Regions from separate parts of the Homo sapiens genome. Here region 2 is linked to region 1. Evidence: chromatin contacts called from ENCODE Hi-C or POLR2A ChIA-PET data. All regions are on one chromosome and are shown on one strand. Each heading gives the region's core, a stretch centred on a gene start or an enhancer-like site at or near the end of the contact. The rest is flanking DNA. Distances are from core to core; before and after follow the strand shown.

Evidence for each region. A loop is a pair of places that touch in the nucleus more often than their neighbours do. ChIA-PET counts read pairs that join two places held with the same protein, here RNA polymerase II (POLR2A). Pooled maps may share reads with other maps.
Region 2: a pooled map shows a loop between it and region 1 (2.5-fold over the local background). The contact joins two enhancer-like sites. A Hi-C loop is called at or near these places in 2 of 50 pooled maps. POLR2A ChIA-PET finds 5 or more read pairs at or near these places in 2 of 52 experiments (CD4-positive, alpha-beta T cell and WTC11).

What each region holds. Positions count from the first base shown.
Region 1 is chr6:154,949,519-154,954,600 of GRCh38, reverse strand. No RefSeq gene overlaps it. Among named protein-coding and RNA genes, the nearest start is that of TIAM2, 43 kb to the left of the region's middle. RefSeq lists an enhancer at 2,741-3,241. Within about 2 kb of position 3,405, at least 4 of the 41 ENCODE cell types and tissues checked have a DNase peak (open chromatin) inside an H3K27ac peak, as active enhancers do.
Region 2 is chr6:155,246,681-155,251,650 of GRCh38, reverse strand. It overlaps TIAM2 (TIAM Rac1 associated GEF 2), which reads right to left. Exons shown (of 27, transcript NM_012454.4): 20 at 3,472-3,651; 21 at 1,682-1,800; 22 at 630-738. It also overlaps a transcript of TFB1M not described here. Among named protein-coding and RNA genes, the nearest start is that of CLDN20, 15 kb to the left of the region's middle. RefSeq lists an enhancer at 3,621-4,316. Within about 2 kb of position 3,075, at least 10 of the 41 ENCODE cell types and tissues checked have a DNase peak (open chromatin) inside an H3K27ac peak, as active enhancers do.

The sequences.
Region 1 (5,082 bases), core at 2,156-4,655:
CTAATGTAATGAGAAACTAATAGATGGAGGAACCATCCAGACACAGTTTCAAGGCCACAGAATTTTTCTTCTTATCCACAACAAAGTCTCAGGAATGCAAGACCACAGGCACAGGCTGGAAAACTGCACAGAAGTGGAGTTCTCCTGATGGGAGAGATTCACACGGCAGCCTCGGTTCACAGAGGTTTCATATGGAATTTCTCTGTGGAGGGTTGTACAGGAAGCAGCTGAGTGGAACTCTTAAAATGAGAGCACGTTACAGAAAGACTCCAAAACTATGACTCTCATCTCACCTGAAGACAACCGCTCCTTTTTCATGCATTTGACAAGACCATTTTCATATCAGTCAGGCATTTAACTTTCATGTTCATATAAAAATTCAGTACTTTTACCAATAACAAGAAGTTTTGGTTCTGGGGTTGTTTTTTGTTTTTGGTATAGTTGGGGGTTTTGCTGTGTTGTCCAGACTGGTCTCAAACTCTTGACTTCACACGATCCTCTAACCTTGGCCTCCCAAAGTGCTGTGATTATAGGCAGGAGCCACCACATCTATCCTAACAAGAAGTGTTTTTGTGGCGTTTTTTTTCTGTTTGTTTTTTAAGACAGAATCTTGCTCTGTTGCCCACTGTGGAGTGCAGTGGCGCTATCATAGCTCACTCCAACCTCGATCTCCTGGGCTCAAGCGATCCTCCCACCCTCAGCCTCCAAGTAGCTGGGACCACAGGCACGCACCGTCACGCCCAGCTAATTTTTCTTATTTTTAGCAGAGACAAGGTCTTGCTTTGTTGCCCAGGCTGGTCTTGAACTCCTGAGCTCAAGCAGCCCTCCGGCGTTGGCCTCCCAAAGTGTTGCGATTACAGGCATGAGTCATGGTGCCCCATCTAACAAGATGTTTTAAAAGAGCTTTTTCAAAAATATAGAAATTCAGGCAAATTGTTACCCCCCACCCCCGCAAATTAATGAAAAGGAGGCACTCTTTCCTCAAAAATCAAACTGTTTTGAGGCTGGGTGCGGTGGCTCATGCCTGTAATCCCAGCACTTTGGTGGATCACCTGAGGCCAGGAGTTTGAGACCAGCCTGGCCAGCATGGTGAAACCCCATCCGTATTAAAAATACAAAAATTAGCCAGGCATGGTGGTGTGTGCCTGTAATCCCAGCTACTCGGGTGGCTGAGGCAAGAGAATCGCTTGAACCTGGGAGGCAGATTGCAGTGAGCTGAGATCGCACCACTGCACTCCAACCTGGGTGACAAAGTGAGACTCCATCTCAAAAAAAAAGAAAAAAGAAAAAAGAAAATAAATCAAACTGTTTTGAGAAAAGTAGTTTTATTATTTTACTAAAAAATTTGTTTTGAATAATTTGGTACATTGTCACAAGAATTCATTGGCTGTGTTGTGAACAAAATGGCTTAAGAAACACAGCTATGTTTCATGTTGATAGGATGTCACAAGCCACATGTATGATATGTCTGACCTAATGGTACTCTTCTCTGTGCTCCCGTGTCACATGACCTGCCTGTGACAATGCCACTTACATCGTCATTAGAGTTCCTGTGCCTAGCTACATGCCCCACCTCCAGCTTCCACCTCACTGAAAAGGTCTTGAAGGAGAAGACCAGGCTTCCTCCTCCTTGATTCCCCTAGAACCTGGGCCAGTGCCTTGAAGAGCTGTTCCATGAATGTCTGGGGAGGGTGTGGGAAATATGGTTGGACATGGGTAGGTTGGTGCCAGGTTACATGGGGATTTAGAACCTGGACTTGACCCATCCTGGGCCAGAAGGAGCCACTTAAGGTTTTTGAGCAGAGGGTGATGTGGTGGGTGTGGTGGCTCATGCCTGTAATCCCAGCACTTTGGGAGGCTGAGGTGGGTGGATCACGAGGTCAGGAGTTCAAGACCAGCCTGGCCAATATGGTGAAACCCCATCTCCACTAAAAGATACAAAAATGAGCCGGGCGTGGTGGCACAAGCCTGTAGTCCCAGGCTGAGGCAGGAGAATCCCTTAAACCTAGGAGGCGGAGGTTGCAGTGAGCCGAGATCGCACCACTGCACTCCAGCCTGGGTGACAGAGTGAGACTTGGTCTCAAAAAAAAGGAAAAGAAAAGAAAACAAATTGTGTTGAAGTCCAGAAATGGGGCACTGGAGCGGGAGCCCAGAGCAGAAGCTATTGCCAGAGGTCACAAGGACAGAGACTAGAGGCAAATCTAAAGGATTTTCAAGGAAAAGCAGAACTTGGTGTCCCTTTCCAGGGGAAGAAGGATATGGAAGGGTCAAAGTTGGCTCTAGAGGTTGGAGGGCTGAAAGAGGTGCCCTCCTAACAGATACTAGGGTGAGGATTTGGGGCAGGACAGAAGGTGGGGGAGACAAGTTCACCGTTGGTCATGTTCAGTCTGAATAGATCCCCCAGGGTGCAATGTCCAGGCAGTAATTATAACTCAGAAGAGGAGTCAGGGCTGAAGATTCAAATCAGCAAGTCACCCTGGCTTGCAGTGACTTCTCTGAAAAGAGAAAATGCTTCACCAGAAGAACAGGGGAGAGCTCTTAGGTATGTCCCCAAAATCTGCTTGCTAGGATGGGATGAGTCACCCGGAAGGACCTGCCCAGGTGCTAAGGAAACTGGAAAGGGCTAGGTCAGGTGAGCCTGAGGGAACAGTTTCCTGAACGGGGGTGGAAGAGGAGGTCCACGGTGACAACTTTGGAAGGAAGGAAAAGGAGAAGGACCACGGAAAGACAAGGCGGTGTTTTTAAGGAAGTCATTCATGCATGGATGGTAGACAAGACGGCAGCAGAGCAGCTGGGGCAGATGCCAAACCACAGAGCACAGACAAAGAAGAAAGAAAATGTGAAAGAGCAGGAAGCAGTGGCTGCAGGTGACACTTCTGAGGAGGCCGTTTGGAAGCTACAGGAAGCAGTGGCTGGAGGTGACACTTCTGAGGAGGCCGTTTGGAAGCTACAGGAAGCAGTGGCTGGAGGTGACACTTCTGAGGAGGCCGTTTGGAAGCTACAGGAAGCAGTGGCTGGAGGTGACACTTCTGAGGAGGCTGTTTGGAAGCTACAGGAAGCAGTGGCTGGAGATGACACTTCTGAGGAGGTGGTTTGGAAGCTACAGGAAGCAGTGGGATAAAGGAGGGGGTGATCTTCATCCTGAGCATGCTTGCCAAACACACTCATGCCCATTGCACACGCTGAGATGTGCACCCAGCTCTCTTCTCCAGAGAGGTCCACATGGCACACATGTGAATGGCCCAAACTTCTGGACGTGTGGTCCTCTGTGCCCAAAGCCTCCGGGGTACCTAGGGAAACACGCTGGCTGCCTTATGAGCACGTGAAAGAAGCCCAGGTGCCAGACCTGAGCACTGAGCAGTTCTTGGCACTCATGCTGCTCATGGGGATTGTGTACAGAGAGCAGACTGGGCTGGAGGACCAGCAGGTGCACACAGAGGCCACCTCAAAGGGACATGGCAGCAGTACTGTGGGTCCCTTGCTCTCCCTATGAGTGAATGCAGCTTTGGGCAGCGTGACTGAGTCCACCCAAATCTAAGCACATCTGGTGAGATTGCTGGGGAGCCAGTCACGGAACACAGACTCTGACGTCTCCTGAGTCGGCAGAGATTCAGGCTCAGAAGCTCCATCCTCAGCACCCCCTTCACACTCTGGAGGAAGCTGGAGGAATCTTCTCCTACTGCTATCTTCACGTGGCATGGATACTGTAGAGGAGTAGGAATGGGGGTCCATGAAGGAATCTATTCTATCGCCAGAGCTTTGGAAGCCTTCAAATGGCCTACGAGCCTAGAGGCATCTGGAATCAAAGCAGTAATGACACCTTCCTGCCTTGGTGATTCTATTTAATGAAGAATAACTATAAAGAGAGCAAGATGGCCAAACAGAACCCTCCAGCTATCATCCCACCCTGTCCCCTCCAACCTCACCCCTCAAGAACACCAAATTGAACTATTATCCACAGAAGACAGCACCTTCAAAAGAACCAGAAAATAAGGTGAGCAATCACAGTACCTGGTTTTAACATCATATCAAGGAAGAGGCACTGAAGAGGGTGGGAAAGACAGCCTTGAATTGCTCACACTACCCTTCGCCCTTCCCCTAGGAGCGCAGCATGATGCAGAGAATCTGTGTCTTTGGAAGAGGGAGAGGGAAGTCATTATGGAGCTTTGCATTGCAACTCAGTGCTGCCCTGATACAGTGGAAAGCAACACAGGGCAGAATTAGGCTGGTGCCCATGGAGGGAGCATTTAGACCAGTCCTAGCTGGAGGAGAAGGGTTCGTCTTGGTAGTCAGAACCGGAGTTCTAGCAAGCCCTGCCACTGCAGGCTCAAGTGCTCTGGGGTACTAAATAAACTTGAAAGACAGTTTAGGCCACAAGGACCACAATTCCTGGGCAAGTCGCAGTACTGGGCCGACCTTGGAGCCAGTAGGCTTGGTGTGCATGCAACCCAGTGAAACACTAGCTGACATGGCCAAGGCCTGTCCCCCAACCCCAGGCAGCACAGCTCGCAATTCCAAGAGGAGAGGAAAGAGTAAAGAGGACTTAAAGAGGACTTTATCTTGCAACTTGAACACCAGCTTAGCCACAGTAAAATAAAGCACTAAAGTCCTGAAGCCCCCATTCGAGGCCATAGCTCCTGGGTGACATTTCTAGACCCACCCTGGGCCAGAAGGGAACCCACTGCCCTGAAGCAAAAGACAGTCCCAGAAGAATTCACCACCAGCCAACTAAAAAGCTCTTGGGCATTGAATAAATATCAGGTCACCACAGGCCTTGGGTGAGACCCAGTATTGTGCTGGCTTCAGGTGTGACCCAACACACTCTCAGCAGTGATGGCGATGTAAGTGCTTGTGCCACCCATCCCCCAAATCTAGACAGCTCAGCATGGAGAAAGTGATTCCATTTGTTTGGTGGAAAGTAAGAGAAGGGTACGAGAGACTCTGCCTGGTAATCCAGGGAATTCTCTTGGATCTTATCCAAGATCACCAAGGCAGTACCTCTACGGGTCTGCAAAAGTTACACCGTTACTGGGCTTGGGTTGCCTTGTAATGCACATATGACTGCAATGACCAAAGACTTAG
Region 2 (4,970 bases), core at 1,826-4,325, 300 kb before region 1:
GTTCTCCCAACTCTCAGAATTAAAACATTTGAAATACAGCAGACTATTAAGATAGCAGGTTTCTGGCCAGGCACGGTGGCTAATGCCTGTAATCCCAGCACTCCAGGAGGCTGAGGCAGGTGGATCACCTGAGGTCAGGAGTTCGAGACCAGTCTGGCCAGCATGGTGAAACCCCATCTCTACTAAAAATACAAAAATCAGCCGGGCGTGGTGGCGAGCACCTGTAATCCCAGCTACTCAGGAGGCTTAGGCAGGGGAATAGCTTGAACCTGGGAGGTGGAGGTTGCAGTGAGCAGAGATCACACCATTGCACTCCAGCCTGGGCAACAAGAGCAAAACCTCGTCTCAGAAAAAGAAAAAGAAAAAGATAGCAGGTTTCAAAATAGCCGCAGGGATCTGTTCCTGTAACACTTGGCCTGAGCCAAGCAGCAGAAGGGAGAACAAGATAATGAGGATGCAGAGCGATGCCGGAGTTTCAAATAGTTGGGGGCTGGCCCTGTTAAGTCCCCAACCATTATAGCAATTCTGACTCCTGGAGCTCAGGAGTGAGCTGGACTGGTGCGGCTAGTGAAGTTCTTCCGTAATCCCAGCCTCTGTTCAGTCTGCATTCTTCTGAATGGAATACTAACCAAATACTGTGAGCTCAAGGTCCTTTCTAGCTTTTCCTAGAGACAGAAATGGATTCAACCAGGAAACCGTAGAGTGCATCAGAAGCTCTCCCATCGAAAGTTCTGTTACCTAGATTGTAAAAACAGGAGGTAAGGAAGATACGGAAATCCCAGGCTAGATGATCTCTTGTTAGATAGTGATGTACACACAGTCATTGCTAAAATGCAAGCACAGCTGGTTTAATTTTTATGATACCTGTAAACATGGGGCCTTAAACGGTGGAGCTTTTGAAAATATGAGTTAAGCACCCAAGTGTCTGATGAATAACATAAAGGTGAAGGCATTTTGCTCCAGTGCACGCACATGTAGGTGAGACATGCCTTGTGACCAACTCAGTTTCCATAAGATGAACTCTACCAGTGTCCGTGGTTCTTCCAGAGTGCCTTTTGTAAGCTTTCCCCTGGGATCTAGTACATCCATCACCTCTGAGCTCCATTCGGGCTGCTGATAAAAGAGCACCAGCATTGAAACTGGCCAGAGTGAAGGACTGATCTCCAGTCCTTTCCTGTTCCTGCCATTTTCTCCCTAAACTATGCTACTTCCTGCATGCTGGCTTGAGAAGCACAAGATTCTAAATTAAGCAATCAGATAAAAAGGAAAAATACAGAAAATGTCAAATCCTGCTTGGACTAGTTTTATAAGTAAGCAGGTAACCACCAATATTTGATGTTAAAAAAAAAAAAAAAAAAAGGCAAAATCAAAAAGGAAAAGCCCCAGACTCCACATGCCAGTTCCCATGTCCTTTCTCCACCCCACCCTCTGCCAGCTCTCACCCTCCATGGATGTTCCAGACAATGTGAACGTGACATAAGGTTATATTTTAAACCAGTGTAATGAATTTTATGATATGTCTATATGTAAATTGTGTAGTTCATTAGACACATTGTTATCAAGAAAAATCTTAGGCATTTTCTCCTCCAGGAAAGTCCTAACAGGGCAGCCTATCTAGAAGGTCACCTACAGACCCCACACCACATGCACTAGGCTCCCAGGGTGCAGATGTCTCACGGACCTCCTTCTCTGTTCCGCTCTGCTCAGCTACTAGCTGGTCAAACACGGTCCCATAATCCTCATAGATCTTCTGCATCTCATTGATGTGGCTCGCTACTTTCTCCATTGCCTTTAGTGCTTCTGCAAGATATGAAATCATATTTATTTCATAACTGTTATTTGTTTTAGATTCTATCCAACAGTAATAATGAATGGAGTCAAGATTCAACTCAGGATTCCAGACCAGTACCCACTAGCAGGAGCATTACATTCAGAATAAGTCACAACAGCCCACTGTAGCCCAGCCCTTAGAATGAAGAACAGCAAAATTATCTCCTACTTCAAATTCTTTTTGAAATGAGACAGAGTATCAGTGAAAAGTATCACTAATAACAACAACTGACATTTCTGGAGCACTTTCTACTTAGCAAGGATCACGACAGGTGATTTCTGTGAATCATCTCATTTAGTGCCCGCAATAACTCAAAGACTAAACCATCCCATTTTACAGATGAGAAAAGTGAGTGCAGGATATTCTGCCAGAGTTCCAGAGAGGAAAACACAAGAATGGAGCCAGGCTTCAAACCCAAGCCTGACTGGGCTTAGGGCACCAGCTCTCGAGTTTGGCTTGCCCTTCTGGGAACCCGGATCTAGGTTTAAATGGAACTTAAAAACACCCCAGTACATGACTGACTGACAGAACAATTGTTTGCATTTATATATGGTATATGTTCATAACTTTCCGCGAGGGAATATGAGAGATACATTATTTTATAAAAGCCAAAAAGCAAAATTTTAGGTCACTTCTAAATTCAGTATTCTTTATACTTTTTTTTCTCCCAATTCAGCATTTTAATTCTAACTGGAGGGAAGTTTGGAAGGAAGTTTTTTAAATCAAACCCTTCTAAAGATCATCTTAATACAAAATGAAGTTTTTACATAGTATGAATGCTGAACATAATTTGTATTATTTACTTATAGAAGTTAACTGTCATACAAAAATGCTTTCCTCTTGTTGATTTTGATACCAAAGTATGCTTGTCATGGAAAAAAAGCCAGTTTAATTTACGCTCTTCTCAGTATTTATTATTCAGTAATACTAAAGTGTTAATAAGCCTCTCTCTCCCCATAAATTTTATCACCTATGGTTTAATTGGACCTCCTAGTTTCAACATATGAACAAATCACTATCTCCAACCCAAATAAAGCCCCTCTTTAAGGATCCTCTATTTACTATCAAACTGCAAGGCTTTGTGTTTTTGATAAATTGTGTCTCAGGCCAGTAATTTCAGAGGTTCAAACAGTAACACACCAGTAGCGACTTGAAAGCATAACCCATCATTGGGAGTTTGGTTTTGAAGCCGAGCTCTGCTCAGAGATCTCCACAAGGTGGAGCCTCACCCAACAAATCTGACCAGCAGCTCGGGCAGCGAACCCCACAAAACTTAACCAAGTGGTAGGAAAATAGGCCTGATTTTCAGTTCCAGCGGCACTGTTTCACAGCCACGTGACCTGAGGTAATTTACTTATTTTGAGAGTGAAGACAGAATCATCCCTGCATAGGAGGAGTATGGCGCTACCCGGATGAGATCATTTCTACCCAAGTATTTTGTAAGCTCTAAAGGAGTGCCCAGACGCCTAGCTAGTTTCACATATTCACGTGAAACCTAAGATTAACCATCGCAGAACTGAAAAGTGACTTAGGACGTGCCACTAGGCGGGGAAGAGGTGAGCTGTCAGGCCCAGGGCACGGCTGGCAGCCCCTCGCCGCCCTGTGCAGGCCCTCGCCCGGAGGTGCCGCCGCCGCCTCACCCGTCAGGTGGTAGTGCTCCTCGCTCTCCTGGTCCGTCAGGGACACCAGCTCCTTGAGCAGCAGCGGGTACTTGAGCACTCTCTGAACCGGCTTGATGAGGTAGGACTCCAGCGTGGAGGAATGCTGCTTGGTGGGGTTCCGGGCGTCCAGAAAAGCCTTGAAGGCTTTGTCAGTTTTAGCTACAAGCAGATGGATAAAAGACCTCAGAAGAGCACAGTGGGGTGAATTAAATTCTTCATTTCTCTTTTAACATTTATAGATCATCTATTTCTATAGTCCTCCTAATGCCATTCTTTAATGAAAACCCCAACACATCAGTGGGTCAGGCACCCAGCTGTCAGCGTGGGATTCCGCCTCACAGCCCTGACAGAGCCCTGGAGTGCTGGGAGCTTCCGAGGATGGAATGCAGGCTGCGCCCCAAAGACTAACACTGACTCAAAATGCAGGAATGTCTGACTTTAAAGACACATTTCATGCATACCCATGAGAAATATTGTTATAGGTGGCCTAAAAAGTGAGTTTCAAACAATTCATTAAAAGCCATGAAGCGTGGCCAGGTGCGGTGGCTCACGCCCGTAATCCCAGCACTTTGGGAGGCTGAGGCGGGCAGATCACCTGAGGTCACGAGTTCGAGACCAGCCTGGCCAACATGGTGAAACCCGTCTCTACTAAAAATACAAAAATTCGCCGGGCGTGGTGGTGGGCGCCTCTAATCCCAGCTACTCAGGAGGCTGAGGGAGGAGAATCACCTGAACTCCTGAGGTGGAGGGTGCAGTGAGCCAAGATCGCGCCACTGCACTCCAGCCTAGGCAACAAAGTGAGACTCCATCTCAAAAAAAACAACATCAAAAAAGCCATTAAGCAATGTTATCCAGACCCTACACCATACCCACAAAAATTTCATAAAGGAAAATAAACCAGTGTTTTTCCCACTGGCCTCACTCTAGTTGTTGCTTATTTGTATTCTGTACACTTAAGGGTTATCTGGAAAGCAGTGTCTTTTCTCCTGTAAAGTAAGGTGACAGGCACCACAGCCTGCAGCCTACAGCCTTCACTCCACAGCTCCAAGCAGATTCACCTTTCGCATACCTAGAGCCACAGCTCCCTTCCAACAGGCATGGCAGTAGGACCCTCTCTGGCAGTGAAAACTGCCCCTTTGTCTGAGTGCCATGAAGGGTGTGTGTAGGAATCCAGGTGCATTTGGTTTGGGTACCAGCGGATACACCAGTGCTACTTGGATTCCACCAGTTGGCACTGGATGCCCAGTTGCTTGGAATGCAGCTACTCTGAAGGAAGATACACCCTTATTTGGGATTGTGTTGTAAGATCAAAATCTACAACATTCTAGGAGATGCAATACCATTTTGAATGTGATTACCAGGCCAAGTAGGTGGTGACAGGACCCCTCTTCTTTATGACAAAGGAGGAATGGAGCAAGCCATTGGTATGCTTTCACTGTACTGCACTGACTGTCAATATGTATTGACAAGTACATTGG